Linked DNA regions of Homo sapiens: all the other regions are linked to region 4. A link is a contact called in ENCODE Hi-C or POLR2A ChIA-PET data. All regions are on one chromosome and are shown on one strand. The core of a region is the stretch at or near the end of the contact, and the rest is flanking DNA. Distances in the headings are between cores, read along the strand shown.

Region 1 (2,700 bases), core at 124-2,623, 810 kb before region 4:
TTCCCAACTGATGGCGAAGCTATTCCTATATGTGTCATCTCTGTCCTACTAGAACATAACTGGCCTGTATTTTAGACAACTTGGTAATCCCAGTGCCCAGCACAGGGTTTGGTACAGAATAAGTGCTAATGTTTGATGAATGAATGAATGAATGAATGGAGTAGATTAACACCAGGAACCATGAGGCTCCTGAGCAGCACCTGATGAAAGATCCCCCACACTGAAAACAGAATCCAGAATCGTTGTCTCACTTGGGCAGTATTATTCCCATCAATTTTTTCAACAAATATGGCCTGGCTGTCTACTACAAGCCGGGCCCTGTGAAAAGTCCTGTGGGGATACAGACACGGTCTCTTGTTTTCAAGGACCACCCAGTTCGGCAAGTGGAGGTAAGTCATGGACAAACATGGTGGCAATGCTCAGTGGCGAGCTATCCAGCACGTCAGAAGTCCAGCCCACGTGCTGAGGAAGTCCCAAAGAGAGCAAGATCACTTCTGTCTGGGTGCTGCTCTTGGAAGGCCTCATGGTCTTCCAAGACCCCCATCTGACCTCTGACCCTTGGCAGCCAACCTTCCCCAGGCCACCCCAGAGCTTGCTGGCCCTTCCCACTTATGCACGCCGCCTGGGCAGGAGAGGTCACTCACTCTGTGTCAGGGTGACCGTGGCTGCGGCTGCGGTGGCCGAGGGTCCGAGGGCCACAGGGTGGATCTCTGTGGTGCTGGGCAGGCTGATGATGGTGGCCTCGCCCAGCAGGTTGCAGATACGTTGTTGCATGGGGGTCAGCAGCACTGGGGCTACAGCTGGGCCACCGCCACCACTGCCACCGCCTGTCCCAGGCCCCCCAGCTCCGTCCTCCTCAGTGGGCCCCGGCGCCTCACCACCCTCCACGGCGGCCCGGACCTGGGCAACCTTGCGACGGACCTCGGTCTTGAGGTCAGACCACTTCTTCTTGACCTCAGGCAGCTCTCTGCGGCAGGTGGCCACGGCGTTGACCCTTCTCAGGATGCCGTGCCAGGCCGCACTCTTGGCGGCCAGGGGTACCCCGGCGTTGAAGTGGTTCACCAGCAGGTGCTTCTTCAGCTCCAGCTCCTCCACGATGATCTCCACCTCCCGCTCTGAGAAGTTCATCTTCCTTTTCTTGGCTGGGACGGCCATGGCCTCTCCCCTCCCCTCTTTTTAAAGAAATTATAATCCCCTCAAGCGCCCCAATTCCCCTTCTCTTCTTCCTCAGCCTCGCCCCTCACCCACCCCCTACAGGGGATAGGCCAGGCTTGCTCGAGGCCAAGCACTAGGCCTTTGGTAACCCCCCTCGCTACGCAAAGTGCGTAGGGCCCAGCCCCGACCGGCCCGGCCGCTGCCAGCCAGCAGCGTAATGGCTTCCTGAATCTGCCTCTTCCGCCGAGGTGTGCGGAGATCCGCCCACTTCCCCTCTTCCCGCCTCCCAGCGCTTCTCCGGGAAAACCGGCCTTCCCGGTTGGTAGCTGCTCAAATATCACGTCGATCACTGGTTCTTTCGATCTGTCGCTCAGCTAAAGAGCACGCCTGCTTACTGTAATTCGCCTGATCATTGGTCTAAAATTGTGTCCGTCGCCCAGAGGGCCCCGCCCACCTAACCTTTATTCACTTCCATTGGAAAATCATTCTGTCGTTCAATTGTCAGTATTACGACTATTAAGCCGTTAAATTCAGCTATTTTATTGGTGGTTTAGGGAGTTAGATTACCAAAACCCTGCTTCCTGAGGATACTTAGTGCTTTCGGCCGTGACCCATGGGTCAATTAACTTTTAATTCCTCCCACCGGCACAAACTCTGCCTCGCAACTGCAGTTCACAAATGCTCTCACACAAATCCTGTTTCCCACTGGAGGCTACGATCTCTCCGTACACTACCGCTCCTCCCATCCTTAAGATCCCGCAGTCTAAACAGAGTTAGTTCATCAATGGAAACTGGACACGGGGCCTTCCGCCTGCCAATCACATTACTCATGCCTATCGCTGCGTGATTTTCTCTCTCTTGGCCCCCGGCTCAGCCAATCCCCGCCTCCCTCAGTTTGAATCGGCCCCAGGCGGAGCCGGGTGACCCCGCCCACCCCATTGATCCGGGTAGTCCGTGGCGCGTGGGCTGTCCTTAGACAGGCTCCGCCCCTCCCTCCTCCCCATCCGAGCCTGTGACTGGCCTTCGGTGCGCCCGGGCGTGGCCGGCGAAGCGGGGCGCGGAGGGGCGGGGCTCCCGGAAGCCGCCCCTTCCGCCAGCTTGCCGGCGTCTCCGAGCCCGCGCTCCCAGCTGCAGAGCGCCTGGCTTGCCTCCCGCGCGGTCACCGCCGGCCCGCCGCCCCCGCTCCCGCCCGCGCCCGGAGCCCCTGCCTCGCGCCCGATGGTGAGCAGTGTGTTGTGCCGCTGTGTGGCCTCCCCGCCGCCGGACGCCGCCGCCACCGCCGCCTCTTCGTCTGCCTCATCGCCGGCGTCCGTGGGGGACCCCTGCGGCGGCGCTATCTGCGGGGGCCCGGACCACCGGCTGCGCCTGTGGAGACTCTTTCAGACGCTCGACGTCAACCGGGACGGCGGCCTGTGTGTCAACGACCTGGCGGTGGGGCTGCGGCGCCTGGGACTGCACCGCACCGAGGGCGAGCTCCAGGTAGGCTGCGCGCGTCCTCAGCACTGGCGGGGAGGGAGCCCCTCGAGGGCCGGGTGACAGGTCTCG
Region 2 (2,700 bases), core at 72-2,571, 760 kb after region 4:
CCTGGCTCTGTGGGTCACAGGGGCTTGGGGGAAGCTCTGAAGTAGAGAGAGGGCCACGCTGCATCTCTTAATACGGGAGCAGACTGGGATTTGCGGAGAATGGGCTGGGTCTGTCTGCGCTCTCCTCCCGCGTTGCCCAGAGTCCGGTCGCAGACTTAGGTACAAAGCCTCACACACCTGGGCTGCTGGGACTGAAGGGACCACCAGCCTGGAGGCCAAGAGCCCAAGCCCGACTTTGATGCTTCTTCCTCAGAAAGCCCTTCCATCCTCAAACCCGCAGGACCCCAGCCCCGGCAACACCTGCAGCCAGGACAGCAACACAGCCTCCTCCCTCCCCTCACATTGAGACCTTCAGCTGATATTGATGAAGAAAGCCTACGTTTCCACCAGAGTCCCTGGATGGCGAGACTCATCATTACCACGTGTTGGAAATACCAACTGACAACCCCCTCAACACCTGAGCCGAGCCCCTTCCTTCTGCTCTCCCCTCCCTTCCACCTCGCGTGCCGCCGTACAATTACTTGTCAGTCTCTCCTCTGGAGCACATGCGCCAAGAAGGCGGGGGTTTTGCTGAGCCACTGATGGACCCCAGGTGCCTAGTACCATGGGCAGTGAATGCAGATTCGCTCCCGACCCCTTTCCTGCAGGTCCACGACAGACCAGCTCTTGTCTATAAAAACGCAAACTCTGCTACAAAAGCCCACCTTCACACTGCTCTGGGGTAACATCTGAGGCCTCACGGATTCCACCCTGCTCCTCTGCCACGCCGGGGGGTGGCACAGGACAGGCAGGCGACAGGGTGGGGCTGAGGCGCAGGCCCTGCGACAACCCGCGGGCCTCCGCCCTCGGGCCCTCCCCGCCCTTCGTCTCCGCCATGCAAGGGGCAGGAGTGGGATCCGCGCGGGGCAGCGCGCACTCCGAGCCACGCAACCCCGGCTTCCGCCCGTCCCTTCCTCTGTCAAGGGGGACGCATCCACCCCGCCCGGCTTGTGGTGATAAAGTGGGACGCTGCGGGGTCGGAGCGGCCTCGGCCAGCTCACGGGAGGGGGTGAGTTACCGGTCCAGAGACTCCTGCCGCTCGGGGTCCTGGATCCCCAGGGAGCCCAGAATCGCATCCACCAGCGGCTGGTACTCGAAGATGATCCTCCGGAAGCCGTGCAGGAACGGCATCGCCGCGGGCCCCGCGCAGCAGGGCCGTCGCGCTTTCTGCCGAGGCCGAGATGCCCAGACGCCGACCGGAACGCTCCGGCGGCCGCGGACCCCACCTGCTCCGCCAGTCCAGCCCCTGCGCCCGGCCGGGTCCGCTCCTCAGTCCAAGCCGCGCCCCCGCCGGAAGTGACCCTCGTACTTCCTGCCCGCGCCGACTCAGGGTGGGCCATATGGCGACAGCGCCCCCTGCGGGCTCGGAGGACCTCGGCGCGTCCTGGGGCACGACCGCCAGGCCGACTCGGGCGATGTCCAGTGGGCGGCCCCAGCGGAGTGGGAGAGTGGAGGATCGAGCCAAGCCAGATCCGAGACTCAGGCGGGTCCGCCCCTTCCTGCCAGGGCCCGGCCCGGCTCGGCTTCGCCCTGCGATCCCGCCCGCGACCGCTGGGCGCCGTCCGAGTTCCGCCGGTCGTGCTCTCGGCCCTGCCGCTGCCCCACTGGCCCTGGGCGCCCCTGAGAGCTGTGGTCATCAGACACTGCCCCTTCCGGTTCGGGCTGGCCCTCGCCTTCCCTGAAGAGGGGCTGGGCCACCTCTGTCACCACCCGGCCCGCTGACTGGAATGATGAGGACCAGGGTACTCGCACGTCCCCTCCTCAGTTTCTTATTCTCTGTCCCGGGGAGCACCTGGCCAGGACGGCTGCTAGCCCTCTCCACCTCTGCCTTGATGGACTCAGTGAATCTTGTTTTTTGTTGTTGTTGTTTTTGTTTTTTTGGGGGACGTAGTCTCGCTCTGTTGCCCAGGCTGGAGTGCAATGGCACGATCTCGGCTCACTGCAACCTCCGCCTCCCGGGTTCAAGCGATTCTCCTGCCTCAGCCTCCCGAGTAGCTGGGATTACAGGCGCTGGCCACCACGCCCAGCTTATTCTTGTATTTTTAGTAGAGACAGGGTTTCACCATATTGGCCAGGCTGGTCTCGAACTCCTGACCTCGTGATCCTCCCACCTCGGCCTCCCAAAGTGCTGGGATTACAGGCATGAGCCACGGTGCCCAGCCCGAATCTTGTGTATTTTTTAGAGACAGGGTCTCACTCTGTCTCCCAGGCTGGAGTGTAGTGTAGTGATCATGACTCACTGCAGCTTTGAACCCCTGGGCTCAGGTGATCCTCCCGCCTCAGCCTCCCGAGAAGCTGGGAACACAGGAGTGTGCTACCGCCTGTCTCTGAACTTGGATTTCCTCATCTGTAAAATGGGTAGAATCCCCAGCACTTTGAGAGGCCGAGGCAGGTGGATCACCTGAGGTCAGAAGTTCGAAGCTGCAGACCGGCCTGGCCAATATGATGAAACCCTGTCTCTACTAAAAATACAAAAATTACCCGGGCGTGGTGGCAGGCGCCTGTAATCCCAGCTACTTGGGAGGCTGAGGCAGGAGAATTGCTTGAACCCGGGAGGCGGAGGTTGCAGTGAGTGGAGATCGCACCATCACACTCCAGCCTGGGCAATAAGAACGAAACTCTGTCTCAAAAAGAAAAAAAAAAAGTATAATCACACTCACC
Region 3 (2,700 bases), core at 52-2,551, 630 kb before region 4:
GGGCGCGGTGGCTCACACCTGTAATCCCAGCACTTTGGGAGGCCAAGGCAGGTGGATCACGTGAGGTCAGGAGTTTAAGACCAGCCTGGCCAACATGGTGAAACCCCATCTCTACTAAAAATAGAACAATTAGCCAGGTGTGGTAGCGTGAGCCTGTAATTGCAGCTACTCGGGAGGCTGAGGCAGGAGAATCACTTGAACCCAGGAGGCGGAGGTTGCAGTGAACCGAGATCCTGCCACTGCACTCCAGCCTGGCCGACAGAGCGAGACTCCATCTCAAAAAAAAAAAAAAAGAAGAAGAAATATAATGAGGGGCTGTGCACGGTGGCTCATGCCTGTAATCCCAGCACTTTGGGAGGACAAGGCAGGAGGATCACTTGAGCCCAGGAGTTCAAGACCAGCTTGGGCAACACAGTGAGACTTTGTCTCTACACAAAAATTTTAAAGAATAGCGGGGGTTGGCCGGGCGCGGTAGTTCATGCCTGTAATCCCAGCACTTTGGGAGGCCGAGGTGCGCAGATCACCTGAAGTTGGGATTTTGAGACCAGCCTGACCAACATGGAGAAACCCCATCTCTATTAAAAATACAAAATTAGCCGGGCGTGGTGGCACATGCCTGTAATCCCAGCTACTCAGGAGGCTGAGGCAGGAGAATTGCTTGAACCCGGGAGGCGGAGGTTGCGGTGAGCTGAGATTGTGCCATTACACTCCAGCGTGGGTAACAAGAGTGAAACTCCGTCTCAAAAAAAAAAAAAAGAATAGCTGGGGTTGGTGGTAGCACGTGCCTGTAGTCCTAGCTACTGGAGAGGCTGACATTGGAAGATAACTTTGAGCCCAGGAGGTTGAGGCTACAGTGAGTGGTAATCTCCCCACTGTACTCCAGCCTGGTGAAAGAGCGAGACCCTATCTCCAGGAAGAAGAAAAAAAAAAACAACTGAGTAGACAAGAGTTCTGGTGGCATGATAGGTCCTAAGTCCCCTCCCGGTTCTGTGACCTTGGTCAGATGACTTTTCCTGTGGACCTCAGTGTCCTCATCTGAGTGAGAAAAGCGCGGTGGGGAGGTGAATCTTCCAGTCTACGCAGTGTAGGAGCCGCGTCTGAAAAGCCACACCAGCTCACAGTCCCAGCAGGGCCCGGTGGGGCGGCCAGGGCGGCACAGGCATCAGGTCCCCACCTCCTTCCCTCTTTGCCTACTCGCAGACCAAGGAGTTCATCTTCTCGGAGCTGCTGGCCAACCTGTACTCGTGTGGGGACCAGAACACGCTGATGGAGGAGTCGGCGGAGCAGGCACAGCGGCGCGACGAGATGCTGCGCATGTACCACGCACTGAAGGAGGCGCTCAGCATCATCGGCGACATCAACACGACCACCGTCAGCACGCCCATGCCCCCGCCCGTGGACGACTCCTGGCTGCAGGTGCAGAGCGTACCGGCCGGACGCAGGTACCAGGGCCGGCCCCCACGGCCCCAAAGCCCCCCAGCCCGGGGCCCGCGGGAGGAATGCCGGGACCGGGCAGTGGCGCGCCCGCGTCACCGGGGTGGCTCCCACCTGGAGCGAGGGGCGGAGCTTAGAGAGGGCGGGGCTTGTCGCGGGGCGGGGCTTGCCGTGGAGAGCTGGCTGCAAGGCTGGGTGGAGCTGGGGCGTTGGCGCCGCTGGGGGCGGGGCTTAAGCTCCGGCGACCGCCTTAGGGGTGCGGCAGGGAGGGGCTTGCGTGCATGGGCGTGGCCAGCACTGGGCTGGGGCGGGGCCTCTGGGTGGGCGGAGCTGCTCATCTCGCCTCTCCTTGTTCCTCGCTCCCTGTCGCCCTCAGGTCGCCCACGTCCAGCCCCACGCCGCAGCGCCGAGCCCCCGCCGTGCCCCCAGCCCGGCCCGGGTCGCGGGGCCCTGCTCCTGGGCCTCCGCCTGCTGGGTCCGCCCTGGGGGGGGCGCCCCCCGTGCCCTCCAGGCCGGGGGCTTCCCCTGACCCTTTCGGCCCTCCCCCTCAGGTGCCCTCGCGCCCCAACCGCGCCCCGCCCGGGGTCCCCAGGTGAGTAGGGGCTGAATGCGGCTGGAGAGGCTGCCGGACGGGCGTGGCCGGGAGGGAAATGGGGCTGGATTCCAGAGCATCGGACCTGGCCGCCAGAACCGGCCGTTTCTATCCCAGGCAATCGGACTCTGGGTGCCGGAGCCACGCCACGTGTGGCCGAGGGCTGGCGGAGCCTGCCCCCGAGGGAGCGCTGAGTCCCGGAGGTGGTCGTTTCTGGGGAGGGGGCTGTGGGGCTCGTCCCACCTGCCCCCTTCTTTCCAGCACTTGCATGGCGCTTCCCTCTATTTTCACTCTTGGCGGCCGCCCACACGTTGCATTCCTCCTCCTTTCTTCTTCTTGCTGTCCTCCATCCTCCATTCCGTCCAATTCCTCTCCCAGCCCCTGGGGAGCCTACCTTAGGTCTGACTCTGAACCCCGATCTGCTCTGAGTGTGTGGATTTCCTTCAGCTACCCTGATGTCCCCACTTCCCAGCCCTGACTCCTTTGAGCCATCCCAGGGGGTGTCCAGCCACTGGCCCACAGGAGCAGAGGCCAGGCTGTGACTGTGTGACTAGAAAGGTGTGTGATGTGTGTGTGGGCGTGCACACGAGTGTGAGAGTGTAAGCATGGCACCCAGGCCCGGGCTAGGACAGGAGCAGCTGGGGAAGCAGCCTGGGCCGTGGGCAAACTGATGG
Region 4 (2,700 bases), core at 89-2,588:
ATTAAAAGGGAAAAATAAGACCTCCCAACAGAAGTGAAACTAGGCATTGGCTTAACACGTGATGGATGGGAGCCACGACTATCTTCATCATCTTATTTTTAATTATCTATCTGTGCACATGGTAGTAAATTTCTCGCCCTGGCCCAGGTACCCAAGACCCCAATTCTGTCGGAGACAACCGCAATTAACAACTTCTTGTGCATCTTATCAGACAGCTGGCGCGCACACCCGCAGATACGCCCACCCTCAGGCGTCCTTCTACGCAAAGATGGATAGCACCCATCAACGCTGTTTTTTCTTTTTTTAGACGGAGTCTCGCTCTGTCGCCCAGGCTGGAGTGCAGCGGCGCGATCTCGGCTCACTGCAAGCTCCACCTCCCGAGTTCATGCCATTCTCCTGCCTCAGCCTCCAGAGTAGCTGGGACTACAGGCGCCCACCACCACGCCCGGCTGATTTTTTTGTATTTTTAGTAGAGATGAGGTTTCACCAAGTTAGCCAGGATGGTCTCGATCTCCTGACCTCGTGATCCGCCCGCCTCGGCCTCCCAAAGTGCTGGGATTACAGACGTGAGCCACCGCAACCGGCCCAACGCTGTTTTTACTGTTGTTTCCTTTTTTAACCTAAGGTATCTTAGAAGTCACCCTACATTAGTGCATATTAAACATTGTTCGTCTTAATGGCTGCACAGTATTCCACTGTATGGATTATTTTTTAATTTGGTTGCCGGTACTGTTATCAGCCAGGGAATTTGCGAGGACCCAGCGGGATTTATGGAGCTGCAGAGTTGGAGTCTGGGGACCCAATTCCAACCCCAGATCTGTCCAGAATTCTGTTGTCTCGGGTATCATCTCCACCGGCGCGGTCGTGGGAGGGGGATTTGGGTGCAGACAGGACCAGCCCCAGTGTCCGAGCGAGAATCAGCGAGCAGCACGCGCAGTTGATTCCCGCGGGCGGCTCAATCATTCTGTGCAGCCACTCCGTTATACTTAGTAGCATCAAACTCATTAAGCACTCTAGCACAACCAAGCTCGGAACCGTTAGCCGACCCTCCCAGCCTCGGCACCTGACCTTGGGGAAGTGGCGCTCCGACACAGCTACTCACCCTCACCTGGGCCGCTTCACCCCTCGTTCCCAAGTACACCCCGTAGGTTGCAGCAGTCCCTGTCCCTTTAAGGGGGCCGAGCCCGGCTCCGCTACTTCCGCCCCGAAGCAGCAGGGCGCTAGCGCGGAGGCGAGAGCGGGAGAAAGCGCCGCTAGAATTCTCCTCATAAAGATGGCGACGCCCTGGCCGCCGCGTTCGCGCCCGGCGGTGACGTCACTTCCGGGGCGGAGGAGGCTGAGTGGTGCAGTGAGGGACAAACAAAAGGAGGCGCCGGAGCAGCGCTGCGGCCGGCGGCGGGACGGAGCGGCCGGGGCCTGGGGCTGCCTGCCGGGCGGCCGGGCGCGGCGAGCCCAGGTGAGTGGACGGGGTGGGGAAAGGGGCGCGAGCTGTCACCTCTCGAAACCCACTTACACACGCCCTCGGCCAGCTGCCCGGCCCGGGGCGCCCGGGGCATCTGGGGCTCTGTCTCCGGGCCGGCCCCCTGGGGACCTCCCGCGGTGTTCGGCCTACCTCTGGGCTCCCCAGTGCCCGGAGTCTCCGGGGCACCACCTTCTCGCCGGCTCCGCGGCGCGCGAGCCCCCTCCCAGGCACCCCTGTGCCTCCTTGTGCTTCAGAAACCAGGAGTTTCCGCCTCGGCTCCCCCATGTCCCCTTGTCATCCCCTGGGTCCCCCCAGATCCTCACCCCTCCACACACACTCTCCCGTTCCTAGAGGTTCCACCTCTGGGCTCTCTCCTTGCCATTTCTTTTTCAAAGATTTCCTTAGCTGTCTTCTCCTGAGTTCCTGGTCCCCTTCTCTTCCCTTGCACCCCTCCTTCCTATCGTTCCGATGGGGGCAGTGCCCTGACTTGGGGGCAGGATCCCCGGCTAGGCTCTTGGGGCCTTTCTGGGATGGGATATTTGGGAAGACCGGTCCGGAATCTAAGAACCCAGACCCTGTCCCAGTCCTGTGCATTCAGGTGGGCCCGAGGGCGAGGCGAGATCCAGTGAGGTCCAGGCCTGGTGCAGCCCTAGGTGAGCTGGATACCCAGCAAACTGAGCTCCCAGGCTGAAGGGGCATAGCTGGGGTCATGGAGTTCATGATGATTCTGCTGCTTTCGCTGACTGCTTCTTCCCCTTGATCTGGACCGGGGTGAACCGAGGTCTGCCGGTTCTCAGCTGTTGCGATTGTTGCCTTTTTTGGGAAGGAGGGATGGGTCGGGGGTTGTCTGGTAGCCGCCTCCTGATGGAGACTTGGCTGGAAGGGTGGGCGGTTCCTGGGTGAGCCACACTTCCACTGACTCCTCTTCCCCTGCCCTACCTCAGGAAGCCTTTTGAGAATGAGGTGTGGAGGGAGAGCACCTGGTAAGAGGAAGGGAACTGGGGGAGCCCGAAGTTCCCAAGGACCTCTTCCACCTCTTCTGTTAGTAGTACTCTTAACCCCTGCCAAACTGTATTCTGCCCTTTGGAGCAGACAACCTGGCAGACAGACAGGCTGTAAGAAGCGGGAGGAGATCGGCTGTTGCTGATACTTCCTGTGGAGGGGATGTGGGAGTGGGAGTTTGTTCAGAGAGACTGGGCAGTGCTGATTGCTCAGTCTCACTGGTGTTGCTTCCATGA
Region 5 (2,700 bases), core at 64-2,563, 590 kb before region 4:
GGTGAAGGAGGAGGAGGAGAGGGAAGTGGCCAGGCTCTGAGTGGGTGGGAGCCCCTTGAGAGGTGAGCCCTTCCTTGAGGTTTTCTCACCTTACACCATGTTCTCTATGTGGAGAGCTGGCTGGTCTTGCCTCTTCCTACACAAAAAAACTGTCAGGGCCAGGTGCTGGGGAGCCCCAGTCTCTGGGTCCCTGCCACACAGTGCTCACCTGCCAGCGGGAGGTCAGAGACTCAAGCAGCCACGACAATACAGATAAAATGCTGCCACAGGGTTATGGAAGCATGTTGGAGCTGCATCCAACCAATATGGGACACTGGGAAACTTCCCAGGGGAAGAGACATCCATGTCTGTCCAGTAGGAGGCAGCCAGGTAAGAATGTGGGAGAGGGCTGCCTGCCTGTAATCCCAGCACTTTGGGAGGCTGAGGCGGGCGGATCACCTGAGGTCAGGAGTTCGAGACCAGCCTGGGCAACATGGCAAAACCCCGTCTCTACTAAAAATACAAAAATTAGCCGGGCATGGTGGCACACATCTGTAATCCCAGCTTCTCAGGAGGCTGAGGCAAGAGAATCACTTGAACCTGGGTGGCAGAGGTTGCGGTGAGCCAAGATGGCACCACTGCACTCCAGCCTAAGCAACAGAGTGAGCCTCTGTCTCAAAAAAAAAAAAAAAAAAGGCCGGGCGCGGTGGCTCACGCCTGTAATCCCAGCACTTTGGGAGGCCGAGGCGGGTGGATCATGAGGTCAGGAGATCGAGACCATCCTGGCTAACAAGGTGAAACCCCGTCTCTACTAAAAATACAAAAAATTAGCCGTGCGCAGTGGCGGGCGCCTGTAGCCCCAGCTACTCGGGAGGCTGACGCAGGAGAACGGCGTGAACCCGGGAAGCGGAGCTTGCAGTGAGCCGAGATTGCGCCACTGCAGTCCGCAGTCCGGCCTGGGCGACAGAGCAAGACTCCGTCTCAAAAAAAAAAAAAAAAAAAAAAAAAAATGTGGGAGAGTATTCCAGAGGCAGAAAACTTAGTTGGCCCAGGACACAAAGGGATTTGGTCTCGTTGAAAGGTGATCAGGGATGGTGATTTGCAGGTTGTGTCCACTTGGATTCTTGGTGCATGATGAAAGTCTCCCCCAAACACAATCGTAACCCAGCTCTGCATTTTGGTTCAATCTTGAGGCACCCAGGGAGGACACTTGGAAGGAAAGCATCCACCTTGGTCTGTTTCTCTTGTGTGAGCTCAGCTCTCCCAGGTGTCATAGTGGGCACGGCCTCGAGGGGGCAGTGTCCACTCAGAGATGTGCCCAACTGCCCTGGGAAGCAAGCCCTGGGAGGGCCTTGTTGGAAAGGTTCCAGCCTGCCAGGCCAGATTCACGAAGGCTGAATCCTCAGAACACATAGAAGAGGGGGTTCTCTGGCAGCACCCCTCTCAGGAGTTTGAAGCAACCAGGGGCAGTAAGGAGCAAGCAGCTGCGAGATGTGGATTCCTCAGGCCGTGCCCCCATGTGCTGGAAAACAGGTGGCAGAGGTTACTCTGCCTGGTGTGTACACATACATGGTTTGTTTGATCATATCCGGTATAAACCCTACTCGAAAATATTTGTCATCCGGCACCTACGGAGTTCAAAATACTAACACAGTACAGCCTGCACTGTTGTCCCTGGGGACTGAAAGGGGTCATTTTTGGGTGGCCTGACAGAAATGTGTCACAGAGCAGTGTCGCCAAATAGTGCCCCACTCTAGTTTTGCTCAGAAGGGGCCACATCAGCTGGGCAGGGTGTGGTGGCTCATGCCTATAATCCTAGCATTTTGGGAGGCCAAAGCAGGACAATCAATTGAGCCCAGGAGTTTGAGACCACCTTGGCAACATAGTGAGACCTATCCTCCACAAAAAATTTTAAAAACAGCCAAACATGGGCCGGGCACGGTGGCTCACGCCTGTAATCCCAGCACTTTGGGAGGCCGAGGTGGGCGGATCATGAGGTCAGGAGATCGACACCATCCTGGCTAACACGGTGAAACCCCGTCTCTATTAAAAGTACAAAAAATTAGCCGGGCGTGGTGGCGGGCGCCTGTAGTCCCAGCTACTCGGCAGGCTGAGGCAGGAGAATGGCGTGAACCCGGGAGGCGGGGCTTGCAGTGAGCCGAATTGCGCCACTGCACTCCAGCCTGTGCGACAGTGCAAGACTCCGTCTCAAAAAAAAGAAAAAAAAAAACAAAGCCAAGCATGGTGGTACCCAGCTACTCAGGAGGTTGAAGTGGGAGGATCGATCCAGCTCAGGAGGTCAAGGCTACCATGAACCATGATCACACATTGCACTCTAGCATGGGTGATAGAGTGAGGCCCTGTCTTGAAAAAAAGGAGGGGCCGCTTGGGGAGAGAGGGAAGGGAGGAAGCCCAGGCCAAGGGCCCAGTGCCTCTGTGGTTGGGGCTAAGGGATGTTGGGGCCCCCAACCCTGATTCTTCGGAGGAATTGGGAGGAAAGCTCCAGGTTCCACGTCATGTGGATGGGCCTGAGAATGAGGTGAAAGGTAACAATCACACACCCAAACCAGTTATGAGCCAAAGGTTTCACCAGATAAGGGATTGATGGCCACAATCACCAGCACATATGCAATTCTGTGGGTCAGACAGGGAGCTGAGTCACCATGCCCCGCAGTATCTCATTGACTGCCCCCAACAACAGAGAGTGGTTGAGAGTCCCCA

Evidence for each region. A loop is a pair of places that touch in the nucleus more often than their neighbours do. ChIA-PET counts read pairs that join two places held with the same protein, here RNA polymerase II (POLR2A). Pooled maps may share reads with other maps.
Region 1: a loop to region 4 is called in a pooled map, with 8 times the contacts of the local background. The contact joins the promoter of NAIF1 here to the promoter of LRRC8A in region 4. A Hi-C loop is called at or near these places in 1 of 37 single-sample maps with no recorded cell type and 6 of 50 pooled maps. POLR2A ChIA-PET finds 5 or more read pairs at or near these places in 1 of 52 experiments (naive thymus-derived CD4-positive, alpha-beta T cell).
Region 2: a loop to region 4 is called in a pooled map, with 6 times the contacts of the local background. The contact joins the promoter of ASB6 here to the promoter of LRRC8A in region 4. A Hi-C loop is called at or near these places in 1 of 37 single-sample maps with no recorded cell type and 8 of 50 pooled maps. POLR2A ChIA-PET finds 5 or more read pairs at or near these places in 2 of 52 experiments (H1 and HepG2).
Region 3: a loop to region 4 is called in a map of naive thymus-derived CD4-positive, alpha-beta T cell, with 23 times the contacts of the local background. The contact joins the enhancer-like site here to the promoter of LRRC8A in region 4. A Hi-C loop is called at or near these places in 2 of 168 maps with a recorded cell type or tissue (B cell and naive thymus-derived CD4-positive, alpha-beta T cell) and 7 of 50 pooled maps.
Region 5: a pooled map shows a loop between it and region 4 (2.8-fold over the local background). The contact joins the enhancer-like site here to the promoter of LRRC8A in region 4. A Hi-C loop is called at or near these places in 1 of 168 maps with a recorded cell type or tissue (right cardiac atrium) and 2 of 50 pooled maps. POLR2A ChIA-PET finds 5 or more read pairs at or near these places in 1 of 52 experiments (naive thymus-derived CD8-positive, alpha-beta T cell).

Annotation. Positions count from the first base shown.
Region 1 is chr9:128,065,947-128,068,646 of GRCh38, forward strand. NAIF1 (nuclear apoptosis inducing factor 1) reads right to left here and starts at 1,374. Exons shown (of 2, transcript NM_197956.4): 1 at 645-1,374. The coding sequence starts at 1,155. It overlaps SLC25A25 (solute carrier family 25 member 25), which reads left to right and starts at 2,286. Exons shown (of 11, transcript NM_001330988.2): 1 at 2,286-2,634. The coding sequence starts at 2,374. RefSeq lists an enhancer at 1,233-1,562 and a silencer at 2,013-2,582.
Region 2 is chr9:129,640,830-129,643,529 of GRCh38, forward strand. ASB6 (ankyrin repeat and SOCS box containing 6) reads right to left here and starts at 1,322. Exons shown (of 6, transcript NM_017873.4): 1 at 1,058-1,322. The coding sequence starts at 1,170. RefSeq lists an enhancer at 1-382 and a silencer at 1,089-1,688.
Region 3 is chr9:128,248,915-128,251,614 of GRCh38, forward strand. DNM1 (dynamin 1) reads left to right here. Exons shown (of 22, transcript NM_004408.4): 20 at 1,201-1,442; 21 at 1,811-2,026. Among named protein-coding and RNA genes, the nearest start is that of MIR3154, 5.2 kb to the left of the region's middle. RefSeq lists an enhancer at 1,073-1,212 and silencers at 1,383-1,882, 1,893-1,982. Within about 2 kb of position 1,302, at least 9 of the 41 ENCODE cell types and tissues checked have a DNase peak (open chromatin) inside an H3K27ac peak, as active enhancers do.
Region 4 is chr9:128,880,795-128,883,494 of GRCh38, forward strand. It overlaps LRRC8A (leucine rich repeat containing 8 VRAC subunit A), which reads left to right and starts at 1,339. Exons shown (of 4, transcript NM_019594.4): 1 at 1,339-1,456. It overlaps KYAT1-SPOUT1 (KYAT1-SPOUT1 readthrough), which reads right to left and starts at 1,156. Exons shown (of 25, transcript NR_182311.1): 1 at 1,103-1,156. It overlaps KYAT1 (kynurenine aminotransferase 1), which reads right to left and starts at 1,156. Exons shown (of 13, transcript NM_004059.5): 1 at 1,103-1,156. RefSeq lists an enhancer at 1,226-1,375 and a silencer at 1,406-1,685.
Region 5 is chr9:128,294,243-128,296,942 of GRCh38, forward strand. No RefSeq gene overlaps it. Among named protein-coding and RNA genes, the nearest start is that of SWI5, 19 kb to the left of the region's middle. Within about 2 kb of position 1,314, at least 15 of the 41 ENCODE cell types and tissues checked have a DNase peak (open chromatin) inside an H3K27ac peak, as active enhancers do.